Linked DNA regions of Mus musculus: region 2 is linked to region 1. A link is a loop called in an ENCODE intact Hi-C map of the cell type or tissue named here. Cell type or tissue: left cerebral cortex. All regions are shown on one strand.

Evidence for each region. Hi-C counts contacts between places; a loop is a spot of excess contacts. Peaks named below come from ENCODE experiments on the same cell type or tissue, not always from the same donor. Only the 100,000 strongest peaks of a DNase experiment are listed, where the experiment ranks them.
Region 2: a loop joins it to region 1, with 4 times the contacts of the local background. A loop is called at or near these places in 9 of 42 quality-filtered maps.

Annotation. Positions count from the first base shown.
Region 1 is chr10:71,214,645-71,222,644 of GRCm38, reverse strand. No RefSeq gene overlaps it. Among named protein-coding and RNA genes, the nearest start is that of 1700113B09Rik, 17 kb to the right of the region's middle. In left cerebral cortex, a CTCF peak has its summit at 4,195 (motif pointing right); DNase peaks (open chromatin) are centred at 3,032, 4,194, 4,556, 7,750 and 1 more place.
Region 2 is chr10:70,976,111-70,984,110 of GRCm38, reverse strand. The region is part of intron 3 of Bicc1 (BicC family RNA binding protein 1); the gene reads left to right. Among named protein-coding and RNA genes, the nearest start is that of Gm24486, 98 kb to the right of the region's middle. In left cerebral cortex, no CTCF peak of the experiment used is centred here; DNase peaks (open chromatin) are centred at 4,263 and 6,644.

The DNA.
Region 1 (8,000 bases):
GCTCATGCATTTGAATGTTAGGTCCCTAGTTGGTGGACCTGTTTAGGAAGGATTAGGAGGTGTGGCCTTGTTGGAGGAGGTGTGTCACTATGGGGTGGGCTTTGAGGCTTCAAAAGCCCATGCCAGGCCTAGTCTCACTCTTGCTTCCTTGTGGGTCAGGATCTAAGTGCTCAACCACTGTTCCAGCGCTACGGCTGCCTGTCTGCTTGTCTGCTGAATGCTCCCTGCCATGACGACATTCGACTCAGCCTCTGAAACTAACTGTAAGCACACCCTCAGTTAAAAGCTTCTGTAAGTCCTGTGGTCACAGTGTCTTGTCCCAGTGATGGAACAGTAGCTAAGATGTCCACACTACTTCCTTCTGTATTGTACTCACTTTCATGCAATTTGGGAGGAAGGAGAAGCTGTCCAAGCTGTCCAGTTTGGTTGCTTTGGAGCCCTTTCCTTGCTAGACTTTTAAAGAGGGTTAGGGGCTGGTTCTGGCAATTTTACTGGTGTGTGGGTTTTGTGTGTGCCTCTGTGTCTTTGTGTGCACCATGTACATGTGTATGTAAATACATGTGAGCATAAGTGTCCTATAGTGGCCAGAAGAGGGCATCAGATCCCCCAAACTAGAGTTTGAGATGCTCTTGAGCTGCCCGACATAGGTGCTAGGATCCAGACTCGGGTTCTCTGGTAGAGCAACAAGAGCCCCTAACTACTGAGCCGCCTCTCAGCCCTAATAATCTTATGTTCCTCAGAGCTTCTGGGGAGTCCTGAGCTTACAGTGGTTGCATCTTTGACCCTGTCCTTACTTTGTCTTCCATCTGCGCTGTATCCCAAGTTCTCTCTCCTATTCTTTAACATGGATGGTTTCTTCTTGTCATCCAGGATTCTCCTATGGGATATAAGGATATACCCACAGGCTCCAGGGTTTGTGTTTGAGCACTTCTGGCTAGTGGATGCCATTTAGACTGTTATTCAAAGCAACGGGGACGCTCCTTTTCTATAGGTTATTTTATCAGGTCACATGGCTAATGAATGTGGGATTTGGTGTTGAGTTCTGTGATAGCTGTGGTGTTAACTATTACCATGACTGGATTTAGAATGCTCTGTGGGTATGTTTATCTGAGAAAGCTTTTCCAGAGAGCAAAGACTCTGGCTGCCCTTCAACAGATGTAGGCAGCACATTTGGAATATACAGAGACATCCCTAGCTCTCACCAATGAAAGGGCTAGGAATGCTGACAGATAACACCCTGGGCCTGTAGCAGAGATTGTTCCACTTTGCCTTAGCTGGCCACCCAGTGTTCCAACCAACGTATCTGCGAACGTCTTGATGTATAACTTTGTTTTCTTATAAAGCACCTACTTGCCACATTGGGACATACAATTTGGGGTAATGACATAGCTGGCATGACATCATGGAGTGATAACTTTTTAAAGAGTTTTGTTAGCCTCCTTCTCTCTCCCAAGCGGGAATATTTAAATTTAGATTAAATAGCTATGAAACAGCCTGTTAGCAAACACAATTCTAGACCCGAGGAGGCCAGGCTTACCACAGTCTCTAAAGGTGCCTCTCGTTATAACCTGGGGTGTTACACTCCCTCTTCTACCTTGTTTGAGACAAGCCCCTCTTAGTTTTGCCTCTGAGCCTGACAGGGTAGCTGACCTGCCTGAGCTCTCTGGAGATTCTCCTGTTACAAAACTCTCTTCCTGTATGTCTATGTTCCACATGGGATTCTAGGATGTGAACTCCGGTCCTTATATCCGTGTCACAAGTGTTTTAGCCACTGAGCCATCCCTCAATCCCTGCCTAAGTCTTATGTTCATTAACATGCAAATTGTGATACACAGGAAAAAGAAAGGTTGTGTGTGTGTGTGTGTGTGTGTGTGTGTATGTATGTATGTATGTATGTATGTATGTATGTATTTTTCTCTACCCAGCCTACCCTGTGAAGGGACCTCTGGAAATGTAGCTGACGGTGGGGGGGTGGGAGAGGGAAGGCTGCTTATCAGAAGAACTTGGTCCCTCTTTATCCCCTGACTCACTCTGCTTGGTTAGCCTTGAGTGATAGCATAATATACAGTCTGATCTGAAACTTCATCTTTTTGTCTGTTTATTTGTTAGGTTGGTTTTTCGAGGCAGGGTTTCTCTGCATAGTCCTGACTGTCCTGGAACTCACTCTATACTAGGCTGGTCTCAATCTCAGAGATCCTTCTGTCTCTGCTTCCTGAGTGCTGGGATTAAAGGCTCGTGCCACCACTGACTGGCTCTGTCATCTTTTAGACTGCATCCTGTTCCACTGTGGCTATACCATAAGTAGGTCATTGAAGGGTGGTTTCTAAAGTTTGGCATTACAGAACCCACTTCAATGAATAGACTCACACATCTCATTTTCTGCTCCTAAGTGATCCAGATGGATTTGTTAAAGCAGAGTATTAGCATTCGCATCTGTGACTTGTGATCTGTGGCGCTGTAGTCGCAGGCACAGGTGGTTCCATCTACACACCAGCTAGCAATGTGGGTCCAAATAATCTTTAACTGAATGCATGTTGTGGTATTGTAGCAGCTACCTTGATTTGTTTCCAGGAAATTCTCTCTGCAAATGATATGATTGTTTATGCCACCCTGACTTGTCCCTCAGAGGCACACTCCTGTCCTCTGTCCCGCTCATCACAGGGGTCTGGCAGTTGTTCTCATCATAACAACAGCGTGAGACTGCCTCTTTTTCTAAGTGTTTGTCCCTCTATGGTCTCACTTCTGTGGCTAGGCCACCACCTCAAGCCCTTGAGAATTTCCCCTGAGAACCCAGCGGGACGACATCCCGGGATTCCGATTCCAAAGCCTTGAAGTAGATCAGCAGATCAACCTCCAAGAGACCTGAGTACACAGGCCCTGACCCCACATGCAGCTTCAAGCTTGCTGTCACCCTGTCCCGTCCCCCCATGCCTTCACCCCTACCCCCCTGCAGCCTTTCATCATCTCTGCCTCAAGGGGAGCCCATCTCTTCCCCAGGAGGAAAGCAAACAGCAGATGTGTGTGATGACAGTGTGGTGTGTGTCCCCAAGCCATGCAGGGGACCTCTGATCTCTGTCTGGCCTTGTTTGCAAATAAATGCCTTTCTCCTAACAGCCTGGTGCTTCGGAGAGGCAGGAAGGGGACAGCCCAGGCACCTGGAAGCTAAAAGGCTTTGCTGGCTAAGCAGAATATTTAAGAAGTGGTTTCTGTTGACATCTCCAGCTTGCGGTGGTTTGAAACTGTGTCAAAGTGTTTGCAAATATTTAGAGGTTCTCAGAGAGCGTGGTGTTGGGGTAGAGACAGTTCTCACAAAAGGCACTGAAGCCACACTCAGGGCAGTTTTGAAGACCCATTTGGAAGCCGACTGGGTAGAGACTTAAAGAGAATTGTGTGCTGAAGGGGCCGTAGGCAAAGGGAGAGTTGATAAATGTGCTGCTGACCTCTGCCCTACTGTGGACAGAACCAAATTGTCCAAAGAGACCTGCTCTCGGCCGTCTTCCTTATAGGAAGATCTAAAAGCAGGCTCTAGTTTAACACAAATGATGATGAGGGAAAGAGAGAGACGGTGATGGAAGGCTAATCCAGGAGTAGCAGCTCCCAGTCTTACCCACTGGGCCAGACAGACAGACCCTCCATCCTGTGGAATCCCAGATGCAACACTGGGGACCTAACCAGGGAGGCAGGCAGGATACTTCAGCAGATCAGACTCCACAATTCTGATTGGTACATCGAGTCTCTAGATTGAAAACTGTCAACACAATGACTTCAGTTTGTTGGTTGGTAACAAGTCTGTCATTTCAAGACTCTGCTTGTTGACGGCCACTTGTTTCTTACTGGCTGAGTCCTGAAAAAAAACACAGATCTTACCCTCCAATCTCCAACCGTGGAGATGACGGGTGGGGTGGGGGCAGGGCTCAGGGCTTTGTCAAGACAAGCAAATGTGCAACAAATCAGATGCTTTCTAGTACGGCTTCCTGGGAAGCCATAGCCCACCAGAACCATGACATCATGAACCCCTCTAATTACAGAGGATAAATATCTTACAGCAGGAGAGCTAAGACAGTAACATTTGGGGCAAGTGTGACCCGAATGTCAACTGATCAGATGAGTTGTAATTTTGTCGACTAGTCTGGGAGGCTTTTCCTGGCATCGGGGGAGTTCTTAGTATCAGGTGGAGAAGCAGTTTGTTCCGCAAACACTAGAGGGCAGCAGAAGGCAGCATTTGACAAATCCAAGGGCTCAGGCTGATGACCAGCTCAAGTCCCTGGGGCTATACACATCTCTCTTCTTGCTCAGTTGCCTCTGTTTTTAAGCCAGGAGATACCTTTTCCTGTTCAGGTAATAGCCTACTCCCCACCCCCACCCCCAATTCCTCCAAAGATACAGGGAGCTGGCTGAGGTTCCTGGTGCCTTAGCTCTTCCTGCGCCTCCTGACATGTCTCCAGTACTTACAAGGGTCGGGAAACAGAGGTCCCAGATGTGATTGCAGTGTGGCTCCTCAGACAGGCCACGGAACATTTGGAAGGCACAGCGGTCTACGTGTGGAGGAAGTATGCTTTCCCTAGCTACTTAGTTGCTGGCTTCAAGGGTGACGAGGCACCGCGTGTGGGCAGGCAAGGGTTTTTCGTAGCAGCAGTGTGGCTTCGAAGGAGACAGCTTTGAAGGCAGCCTCGCTCCCTGACCGCTGTCAGTCCCAGGAACAGTTTTCTGACTCCACCATCTTGGTTATAGCAGGGCTGGCTGTCTGCACCGCAGAGGCCAGTTCCTAGCGCTTCTCTCTGCTTCCTGAGCGCGCGCATGCACACGCACACACACACACTCTCTCTCTCACACACACTCACACACACACACACACACACACACACACACACACACACACGAGCATGTGCGCTTTTCTGGCCTTCCTATTTTGTCTGGAGCCAGTCTCCTGCATTCCTTCAGTCTCTTCCTATTTAATTAAAGTGGGTTTTATCTCTGACACTGACCCCGAGTGATACAGCGGCTGAAGGTGAGCAACAGCTATAACCTGAATCCAGCACTGTCATCTGGGTCTCTGACTGAGTCCCATTAGGTGACTCAGAGGGCGTCCCACCGTGAAGCCACACTTCCTTCATGACCACTGTGACTTGTCCCTGCTTCCACAGGGAGTGACTGCCTCCCTCCCCCTCCCGCTAATGGCACAGGGATATGGTGGGTGACAGGGCCAACGCTGAAGGTCAAGCTTATAGCCCCAGCTCTTCTAACAAGCACCGACTTAGACATGGAGACAGCCTAGAGTGGGTTATCAGGAGCTGAGCCTGCTCACAGTCTAGCATGGCTTGCCTGGGGTCCACAGCGAGCCAGACAGGTTTGAGGGGAGCTGCTGATATCCTCATCTACCTCCCAGGGCTTCCTGTGTGTGAAGCCCAGCTGGCCTGGGTTCCCTGCTGTGGTTCTCAGACCAGCATTAGAAATATAGAACCTGGAGCTGCATAGATAGCTCAGTGGGTAAGAGAATTTACGCTTGCAGAAGGACTCAGCACACACATGAAGCGACTGAGAATAGCTGTGTGTGCTTATAAGCCCAGCACTGGGGGACAGAGATAGGAGGAAAGCTGGGGGCTTGCTGGATGCCAGAATAGTGGGAAAAACAAAGAGGTACGGGCTGTGTGTGTGTGTGTGTGTGTGTGTGTAGGTCATAGGACAACTTGTAACAACTTGCAGCATTCTCTCTCTGTATAGCATGTGGGGATCCAGGCTCAAACTCAGGTTAGACGCTTGGCACTAGTTGCCCTTATAGCTGGCCCATCTCACTGGCCCCCAAACTGGGGCTTAGATCTGAGACCTTTTGTGTCAGTTGAACCGTGGTGGAAGCAGATACATCTAAGTAGGAAATCGTGGGTGTTCCTAAAGAGCATGTGTTGGAAGACGAAGGAAAAAGAAAGGATGGTTGATCTTGTTACCTTGATGGCGATTAGAATCTCCATGGTAACAAACCTCTGGGCATGTCTGTGAGGGAGTTTCTAGATCGAGGTTAATCACACCTGTCAAGGCAGTAACTCCTGCTTTTGCCTGCTGGTCCTGGGTGAACCCTAGTTGATCCACAAGCCCCAGGGGTGATCCCATCTCTGCCTCCACAGTTTTGGGGTTATAGATGTGGGCTACAGTGCCCAGCATTTTTATCCATACTCACTTCTGTCTTCATACCGGTTGAACAAACCAAGTGATTTGAGATGCCGCCTTTAAGACCTGCAGTGATAGTCTGCTCCCGCAGACTGTCAGCCAGAATAAACCCTTCCTCCCTTGAGGGAGGTTTTGTCAGGTGACTGGAAAGTAACTGGAACTCACTCTGTAGACCAGGCTGGCCTCGAATTCAGAATTCCGCCTGCCTCTGCCTCCCAAGCTCTGGGGTTAAAGGCCGGCGCCACTGCACACTCATGCATGCTATTTCACCTGGGGCCAAAGGGGCGTGGCTTAAGGAGCCGAGTGGAATCCAGGGAAATGCCCGGTCACTCTCATTTGTGCGATGTAGTGCTCATCACTCACTGGGGTTTCTTTAGAAAGACGTGGCTTCAGTTTGAAAGCCATGATGGATCTGAAAGCCACCCCCCATCAGTCTCTGCTCAGCCTAAACTCCCTGCTCCCTCAAGAGCACCTATTGAGGAGTCAAAACCTCTGGAATCAGAATGCTGCAGTGGTCACAGAGGGCAAGGACAGAGAGGAAGACCCCTTGGTGGTCTCTCCTGATTCAGTCTCTGCCCCTCCTCCTCCAAGCGGGTCAACCACACACTGAAGGCAGTGACTCCTGCTTCAGCCTGCTCGTCCTGGGTGAACCCTGGCTGAGAGGCAAGCCCCAGGCATCCTCCTGACTTAACTTTGAGGGTTACAGGTGTGGGCTGCTGTGCCCAGCATCTTTATACACACTTTTGTCTTCATACCCAACAGAACTTAATGATTTAGGGTGCCATATTGAATGCATTTAACTTGTGATGCACGTGGACTTATTTTTGGATCTTTAAATTCTGTTTAAAGCCTGGTGGTTGGTCTCATCTTGTCTTCCACAAATGCTATGCTAACCCACTGTACAAGACTTGCAATTTTATTTTTTTTAATCTGATGGGGGGCATGTTTCCTCCCCAGTAGCACCAAGTCTTACTTGGCTCCTGGCTCTTTTGTCTTTCTTTTTCTGTGACTTTGAATAACTTTTCTTCCTTATGGGAAATCTTGGTGCCTTTGCTGAAATCACAAGAGATGGATAGACCAACTGGGGAGAAACTTGTGTTCTCATGACGTGAGCTTTCCATAGCTCAGGTTTAATAGTGGGCCTTTCACCTGTACTTTACAGCTCTCTTCATGGGACTTTCTATATTCCTTCCCCTTCCCCTTCCCCTTCTATTCAAGACGGGTTCCCACTATGTAGCTCTGGCTGTCCTAGAATTCACTATGTAGACAAGGCTATCCTACATTAATTCACCTGCCTCTGCCTCCAGAGTTTTCCATTTCTTGTTAAATGTTTGTCTTGAGGTATTTTTTTAAATTTATTTGATATGTAAGTATGCTGTAGCTGTCTTCAGACACCCCAGAAGAAGGCATCAGATTGCATTAGGGATGGTTGTGGGCCACCATGTGGTTTCTGGGATTTGAACTCAGGATCCATCATCTCTCCAGCACCTAACAATTCCTTAATTAGCAACTAAGAGGCCTACAGACTACAGCAGTGGCTCAGGACCAGTCTCAGCACTTTGGAAGGTGACTCAGCAGGATTGCCTAGTTCCAGACCAGCCTGCACTACACAGTGAATTCCAGAGTAGCCAGAGTAAGACTAAAATATCTCCATATGACATAATTCATGCTATATGTATAGAAAGGAACAGAAAGTGTTCTAGATAGAGGGAAGCCTTGTTTCCTCTGCCCACCCCCATTTTTCTTAAGAAAGCCAGGTGTGATCGGCGTACATCTTTGATCACAGCAAGCAGATCTGAGATTTTCTGTAGTTTTGAAGGACTGTAGCAAGGGCCAAG
Region 2 (8,000 bases), 240 kb after region 1:
TGAGCATGAGAGTTCACAGGTGTGACTGTGAGCATGTGGATGGATGTGTGTGTATGGGAGAGTCTGAGAATGTGTGTGTAAGGGTGTGAGTGTGTAAGTCTAGGTTTTTGGAAAGCCCTGCACAAGCCCCAGTTTCCAAGCTGCTATTGTTAACCTCCAGATGAACTCTTTGTGTCATGGGGAGTCTATGAAGGACCTGGGTCCTGGAGATGTTTCTCTTCCAGCATCCTTCTTGCCTTCCATGCTTGGCCTTCAACAGAATTGAGAGGGGCAAATGAGTCCCCTGAAGATGCAAGTGTCACCATTTCAAATACAGGATGAATTACGGTGTGGGTTGCAGGCATTGCGTTTACATCTGTTTCCTCTTAAAAGTTCCTTGGTAAATCAAAAGCTCTCGGCAAGGAAGCTGGACCGAAAAACTTTTGAAAAGCTGTACCTTTTCCCTGTGCCTAGCTCATGGCTTTGTCCGGCTTTGTTGTCTTGATGCTGTTCTGGGATTTGGCAACTGTTTGTATAAATCGGGTGCAAACGGAAGAGGGAAACAGACACCCTTGTTCTAGCCTGGTGAGCTTTGGTTTCTTTGCTCCTTGGGTCACCTGCCAGGGACACACCCCTGTCAGCACTAACCTGCTCTTTGTTCCTCAGAGGGCATGCTTTTGCTGTTGCTTACACTTGGAGAGAGTCTCCACAGAGTCCATCATCCCGGGTTACAAATGGCTCCTTGGTGGACAGCCAGTGTTCCCCGCCTTCGCTGTCTTTTCATTTCACATTTAGTTTAGTTTCTCATTACATTACCTTTGCTAAATTGTTTCCGGAGTGAAAATTCCAGGCACCATGGCCTCGGCATCTGGAATCTCTTCCCTAAGGCTGTCAGGGGAAAAATGATGTAGTAATGGAACACTGAGTTCTCTACATGCACAGTTGAAGACACACATCTCAGATCTTCTCAGCACCTGCTGAGGCAGACGCACAGCTCCACACTGCCACCCTCAAAAGGCCCGAGGAATTCCCCCAAGACATTTAATGGCCTCCGTTCAGGCTGAACCCAGAAAAGGGTTTCAACATGGAAAAGAATTTCAGGGCCAACCAATACTTATGAAGCAAAGTGGGAGACATTGCCAAATGTATTTTTACTAAAAGCATCAGGGTTAAGACAAAGCAGGGTGCTCAGAAGGACAGATGCCTCAGCGGGGGGCATGTGCTTCCCCAACGGAGAGTAAGGGAGATGAAGACTCACACAGATGTGGGTATTGGAGTCACCAAGACAGAATATTAGTCATTTAAATTCTTTTGGTAACTCTCACTTTGTAGCTCTAAAGGTTACTAACAAAACCTTTTCCTCTTCTGTCTACTGATAAGAAAGGTGTCAGGTAGCCCCAAAAGGTGTCTTGGATGGGGTTATAATCTGATACATTATAGGATTTATTACAGGAGCCAGTAAGATTGCCCAAGGTGGTCAGTGAGTGTCCTTTCCCTAGGCCTCAGACAGTTAGCTGCTGGAATTCTTGCTTCTCTGATGGCAAAGCCTTCAACCTGAACCCACATCCCGGCTATATACCCACCTCCCATTTCATCTCAGTTGGAAAGGAAGAATGTTGTAATGTGTGTCCCTGAAAACAAGTTTTCCTTTATACGTGCTTTGGCCTGAGTGTCAAGTGGGATTCTAGAAGTGACTTTAACTTGGGTGTTGCTCGTCTGGGTGAGGCACATTGCGTCAGCTGTTGGAGTTTTTCCTCGGTCACCACATCTGCCTTCTCCTGCATCCAGAGAGGCAGGTGCTGCCTGTGGCCGCTTTCCATGACTTGGTGACTAGTCACCTTGGAGATGTGTCATTTTCACTGCAGAATTAACTTCTGTGCAGCCCTTTGGACAAGCTATGCACGCCCGGTCCCACCCACTGTTGCCTTCTCCATCACCCCTGGGATTCTTCCTCCCATGATGCTTTACACCTGTGCCTCTCCTGTAACCTCGGAGACCACACCTTTGCTTGCTCCATTTTGACTCCTTTCTTCTCTTTTCTTTTGAAAAACATTTTCTTTCCTGACAAAGCCCATTCCTGCCTGAAGGATGACCTTTTAAAATTCCCCTTTGCATCCTAAAATACAGTCTCTCTCCTTCGTAGTCATCAAATCGCAAGCTTTGTCCAAGTACCGTGGATTTCTACAAACTGGAGAAGACACAGCATTCCTGTGTGATATTAAGCTTGCTGTTTGGTGACCATGTGTGGGGGTGGGGGTGGGTGGTGCTGAAAATATTTAATCCCCATGTAGGGTTTCTATCCCACTTTTGACCATTCAGTTCCCAGATAAAAGACGCCCCCACACACACACACACAGCCTTTATATTTACAATAAGCCTTAAACAGCACAAGAGCTGGGCACATCTACCCTCTATGCTATTAGAATCTACTTTCCTATTGATAGCTCTGACTTATTACTTAATATGCTCCATCTGGACTGCTCTTAACTCCAATTGGCCAGCCTCAGGGCCATGCTTTCTTGACTCCTAACCCATGGCGTTTTTCTTCTCTCTCTCCTTGTGGTCTCTTCAGACCCCAAGACTGGGAACACAAAGCCCCACCTACCTCAATTCTGCCCAACTGTAGGCTGTTGGCATTTCTACTTAAACAATCAATAGTAACTTGGGACAAGGTCACATAGCATCACTTGTGTCTACCTGTGGATTCTCTTGTCTCTGGGGCAACCAGGTCTTCTGGCCTTCACTTAGCATTAAAATACATAGTAACAGCCCACTGTTACTTTGTATCCTCTGTCACATTGTCATGTCTGTTCTCAAAACTACACTGCTGGGTTCAATGGTGATTTTTTTGCCCTCTTGAGTCACTACCAGGCACTACCCACATCACAAATATTTTACCAGAGTCTTTTCTCGCACTATCTCTAGGTGCAAATCAATGGGGAAAACCAAACCAAAATAACAACAACAACAACAACAACAACAACAACAAAATAAAATGGCACTGGCCACCTTTATTTCCAGTTAAAAACATGTTGCTCTTTGGAATAAAAGTGGTTAAGTTCTATAAAGTCAGAAAAGAAACAGAGTAGAGTTAACAAGAATTGAGACTTTGTTCCCTTGGAAAAAAATTTAAACATGGCCATTTGTTCAAAGCTCAACATAGATTCCAGAGATACCGGTTTCACTTGTTAAAAATCCCTTTGGAAAGATTTATGTATTTCACGCCTAGGAACATTTTGCCAGCATACATTCCTGTGTACCACATGTGAGCCTGTTGTTGCCTGTGGAATTCAAATGAAGGCATCAGACCTCCTGGACCTGGAGTTACAGGTGACTGGGAGCCACCAAACAGGTTCTGGGAACTGAATCCAGGTCCTCTGGAAGGGCTCTTTACCACTGAGCCACCTCCCCAGCCACATTTAAATATCTTATATGTGTATGAGTACACTGGTGTGTCAGACACACTAGAAGAAGGAATCAGATCCCATTACAGATGGCTGTGAGCCACCATGTGGTTGCTGGGAATTGAACTCAGGACCTTTGGAAGAGCAGTCAGTTCTCTTAACCACTGAGCCATCTCTCCAGCCCACATTTAAATGCCTTAATTATGGAACTCAAACCATATTTTATATATAAACAAAAAATTCTGGAAAATCCCAAAAATCTATGAAAAATTTCTTGAGAAAGACAACCAGGTCACATCTCTGTGAAGGGGACATTAACCCTTTGCTGGAATGTGGTAAGGGTTGACACGGTAACATCCACAGCTTTATGTGTCTGTCATATGTACATGTGTGATTTGCCGTGTCACAGACTAAAGCCATTACAGAATGCAAGCTATGAAGCTTTTCTTTTGCTATAACTATACTTCCTGTTTATAATTTCTTCTAGATCAGTAGTTCTCAACCTGTGGGTCATGACCCCTTTGGCATTATACGTCAGGTATCCTGAATATTATTAGATATTCACATTGCAATTCACAACAGTAGCAAAATTACAGTTATGAAGTAGCAACAGAAATAATTTTATGGTTGGGTGTGTCACCACAACATGAGGAACTGTATTAAAGGGGTGTAGCCTTAGGAAGGTTGAGAATTGATGTTCTAGGTTGTGTTTTGACCTCTGCGGATGTACCTGTAGAAGCCAGAGGTCAATTATGAATGTCTTCCTCTTGCTCTCCGCTGTTGAGATGGAGTCTTTCACTGAGCCTACAGCTTCCAATTTAGGTTACGATAGCTGCTGAGTGAGTCCCTTAGTATCCGCCTGTCTCCACCCACGCAGCCCTAGATTTATGGGCATGTGCCACCATGCCAGCTTTTTTCTGTGGATGCTGGGGATCCAAACTCATCCCTCATGCTGCACAGCAAAGCCCTTTCCTCTCGGCACTGTCTCTCTAGTGCTCCTGACCTTCCGTTTTTTCAAAACATAGCAATTGAGTTATCTGTTAAGTAGAGCAAATGAGTGAGAGAAGACCGAGGATTGTGCCCCTTTGGAGAGAAGTAAGGTCATTTTGTATAATGTGATGCTGTGTGCTTCCCACAGATCACTGGCTCTCAACCTGTGGGCTACTACCTGTATTGACTGGTTTTGTGTGTCAACTTGACACAAGCTGGAGTCTCCATTGAGGAAATGCCTCCATGAGATGCAGTTGTATCACATTTTCTTAATTAGTGATCAAGGCAGGAGGGCCCCTTGTGGGTGGTACCATTCCTAGGCTGGTAGTCTTGTGTTCTATAAGAGAGCAAGCTGAGCAAGCCAGTGGAAGCAAGCCAGTAAGTAACATCTCTCCATGGCCCCTGCATCAGCTCCTGCTTCCTGACGTGCTTGAGTTCCAGCGCTAACTTCCTTTGGTGATGACCAGCAATGTAGTTTATTCAGGAAGTGTAAGCTGAATAAACCCCTTTTCTCCCCAGTTTGCTTCTTGGGCATGGTGTTTGTGCAGAAATAGAAACCCTGACTAAGACACTACTCCTTTGGGGGAGTGGTGTCTAAAGACTCTACATGAGTAGCCTAAGACCACCGGAAAACAAAGATATTTATATCATGATTCATAACAGTAGCAAAAGTTACAGTTATGAAGTAGCAAAGAAAATAATTGTGTGGGTGGGGGAGGGGGGTCACCACAGCGTGAGGAGCTGTATTACAGGGTCTCAGCATTAGGAAGCTGGAGAACCCCTGCTGTAAGCGTTCATGCCAACATACTCCTCCTTCAGTTTCCAGATGTGGTAGGCGCCCCATTGTCAGTTGGCATTACTATGGAGAGAATGGTGTTTAAAAGAAGCCTGGCTTCCGACAGCTTTAAGAATAGGCCCCACGGTTCTCAGGGTCCTTCATTCCATGTAGAGCTTTGCCTTTCTGCGAGGAACCTCAGGCAGGAACTCAGTAAGTCCTTGGTGGCCAGCCGTTCCTGCTGTTTCCCCAGTTGCCTTGCTGGATCCTCCTTAATCCTTTGGATTCTGGTTAAAGCTGCCTGCTCGGGAGCTGGGTCTTCTTCCACAGAGAGGCCCCGGGTTCCTTCCAGGTGAGGTCCCATCCCCAGCAAATCCATCCCCAGAAGACACTGTAAACAGATTGCTTAGGCCATTTATTTAACTGATAACACAGAGGAGTATTTCTAGCCCCAAACCCCCAAAACAAATGACTTTTGGAATCTGTTGTAATGAGATTTAAATTGTCCTTTTTAATAGCTCTGGGGACCATTTGTCTTAGTATTAAATGATTCTTCTTCTTTTTAAAGAATGTGGCAAATCATGCTGCTTATATAAACATAAAATGAGCATGTGTTAAAGATTGTATTTATCTCATTTGTCATGAGAGAACGAGGCAGAGGTAACCAATCAAAAGGGGCTGAACTTAAGCAGGAAATGGAATGTAAGATACATTTAGAGTACATCTGAAGCTGGCTTTCTTAGTGCAAACGGGAGGCAGGGGACAGTGGCCTCCCCCGGGTACGGTTTGTTTGTCTTGTTGTAGACACGATTTAATCTGCTCAGACCTCCATTATTGAAAACTTAGAATTGTCAGGTATATCAAAGGCAGTGAAAAGCTGGGCACAGAGAAGCCAGGGCTGCGGGTCAGGCATGCACACCTCTCCATCAGTGATGCCCAGGGGCTGCATGTGCTTGCAGGGGTTATAATTGATCCGTGTTAGCATTGGATGGCACAGTGAAGTACCTTCTGCCTTCTGTGTTGTCTGAAAGGTCACAGGACACTGTGTTCCAGGTCACAGGGTCACTGTATTCCCTTATAAAGATTTCTTCATTGTTAGAATAGATACAAAGTAGTGGTTTTGTCTTTTGAGTCAGGGTCTCACTATGTCTTGATATTCTGCCCAGGTTAGTTTTGAACTCGATGTCTTCCTGCTTCAGGGTCCTGAGGGTTGAAGTCCACCCTATCATATCCCAGTATAAATGGCATCCTTTAAAGGTCTGCTTTGAGATTTTGCCTAGTAAGGGGTAAGGAACACTGGAGATCTAGAGGCAGAGAGGTACACCCTCCTCTCTCCTGCTGTCTATTAAGGTTAGGGCTGGAAGCAAAGCTGATTTCATTGCTGTTTAAAGAGAAAGTCTGAAAACCCAGGAGAGAGCATGTAGCCATGTGGTCGCAGGTCTTCCTGAGAACCACATCCCTGAACATCTCCGCCCACTGAGTTTCTCATTAGGAGAGATGGCAGAGATGCTGTGAATGAAGGCTTCTGAGGACAGCTTCTGTGATTCCCTGTGAGCACTAATGAGTTCTGTGTGTCCCCCTTTTTGTCTGTTGATGAAATCACTTATGAAAATGTGCAAGCATTTATGTGTATCAGAATCGTAATGGGGAGATGAGTTATGTCCCCAAGGGCCGAAGGCTTGTTGAGACTGGATGTCTGAAAGATAAATGGCCCGGCTGAGGTTGCTGATTATTGGATCAGCGTGAGGAAAAACAGTGGAAACAGTGAATGGTGAGGTGACTGAGCTGCTCTGCTGGAGCCTACAGAGAAAATATTGGTTTGGGAATCTGGTTGTTGTTGTTGTTGTTGTTGGTTTGATTTTTTTTTTTAAAAAAACGTTGGACCATTGTCTTTATAGGTCTAGACAGAGTGACTATACTGCCCTGCTCAAGAGCTAAAACATCGTCAAGAAAGCAAGTCAAGTTCATAAGGAATTATCTAGCAAAATTGTTTCCAATCAGAGAGAACCTCGAGCTACTGGTTGGGGAGCTCGGTGCATTCTTGTTTCCATTTGAAGCTCCTTGGCAAGCCGTTGCTTGGCGGTCCAGCCATTTCCTTCTGGTATCAGCTGGCCACACACTTCTGCTGTGGACTCAGAATGGAGGAGAGTCGACAGGTACTGTGTGTCAGCAGCCTGTTTCTAGAGCAACCCCCTCACCCACCTCCACCCCCACCCTCACCCAACGTCCTTCCTTTTCTATAAACATTTGTCAGCCAGACTCAGAGGGCACAGAGTGGATGCTCAAGCAGGAAAATCAAAGCCACAGCAGTCCGAAGTGAAGGTAAACGGTGCCACTAAGATCTGGCTGCAAGCCAGACATTGGGAACCAGGTTCAGGCTTGACGGAATGCCTCTAAGCTATAGGAGGATGGAGGGGGTCAGGTTTGCTGAACAAGGGGAAATAATTCTGAGCACACTGTGCGAGTGGCCAAAATCAAGACTATCAAGGCTCTGGGTGATTTAGCTTACAGCGGCCACTGACTAAAACACAGTCAGCTTTCTGTCTTCTTTTTTTTCCCCCACACCTTACGGTAAAGGGAGGAAGGATGGTCTAGAAGGTGGCCAGGGCTCACAGCAAGCCAAGATGACCACAGGGACTTTCTCATTTACCTGTGGTGGTCGGTGGCAGTTTTTCTTGTGATGTTGGATTTGATAGGCATCAGCCAACCTTGCAGTTGTTCTTTGACAACTTTTATTATTTTCTTCTCCAACATAGTATTTCTATTAATTATCTGGGAATTTTGTACAACGCACCCTGTGATGGTTTGATATGCTTGGCCCAGGGAGTGGCACTATTAGAAGGTGTAGCCCT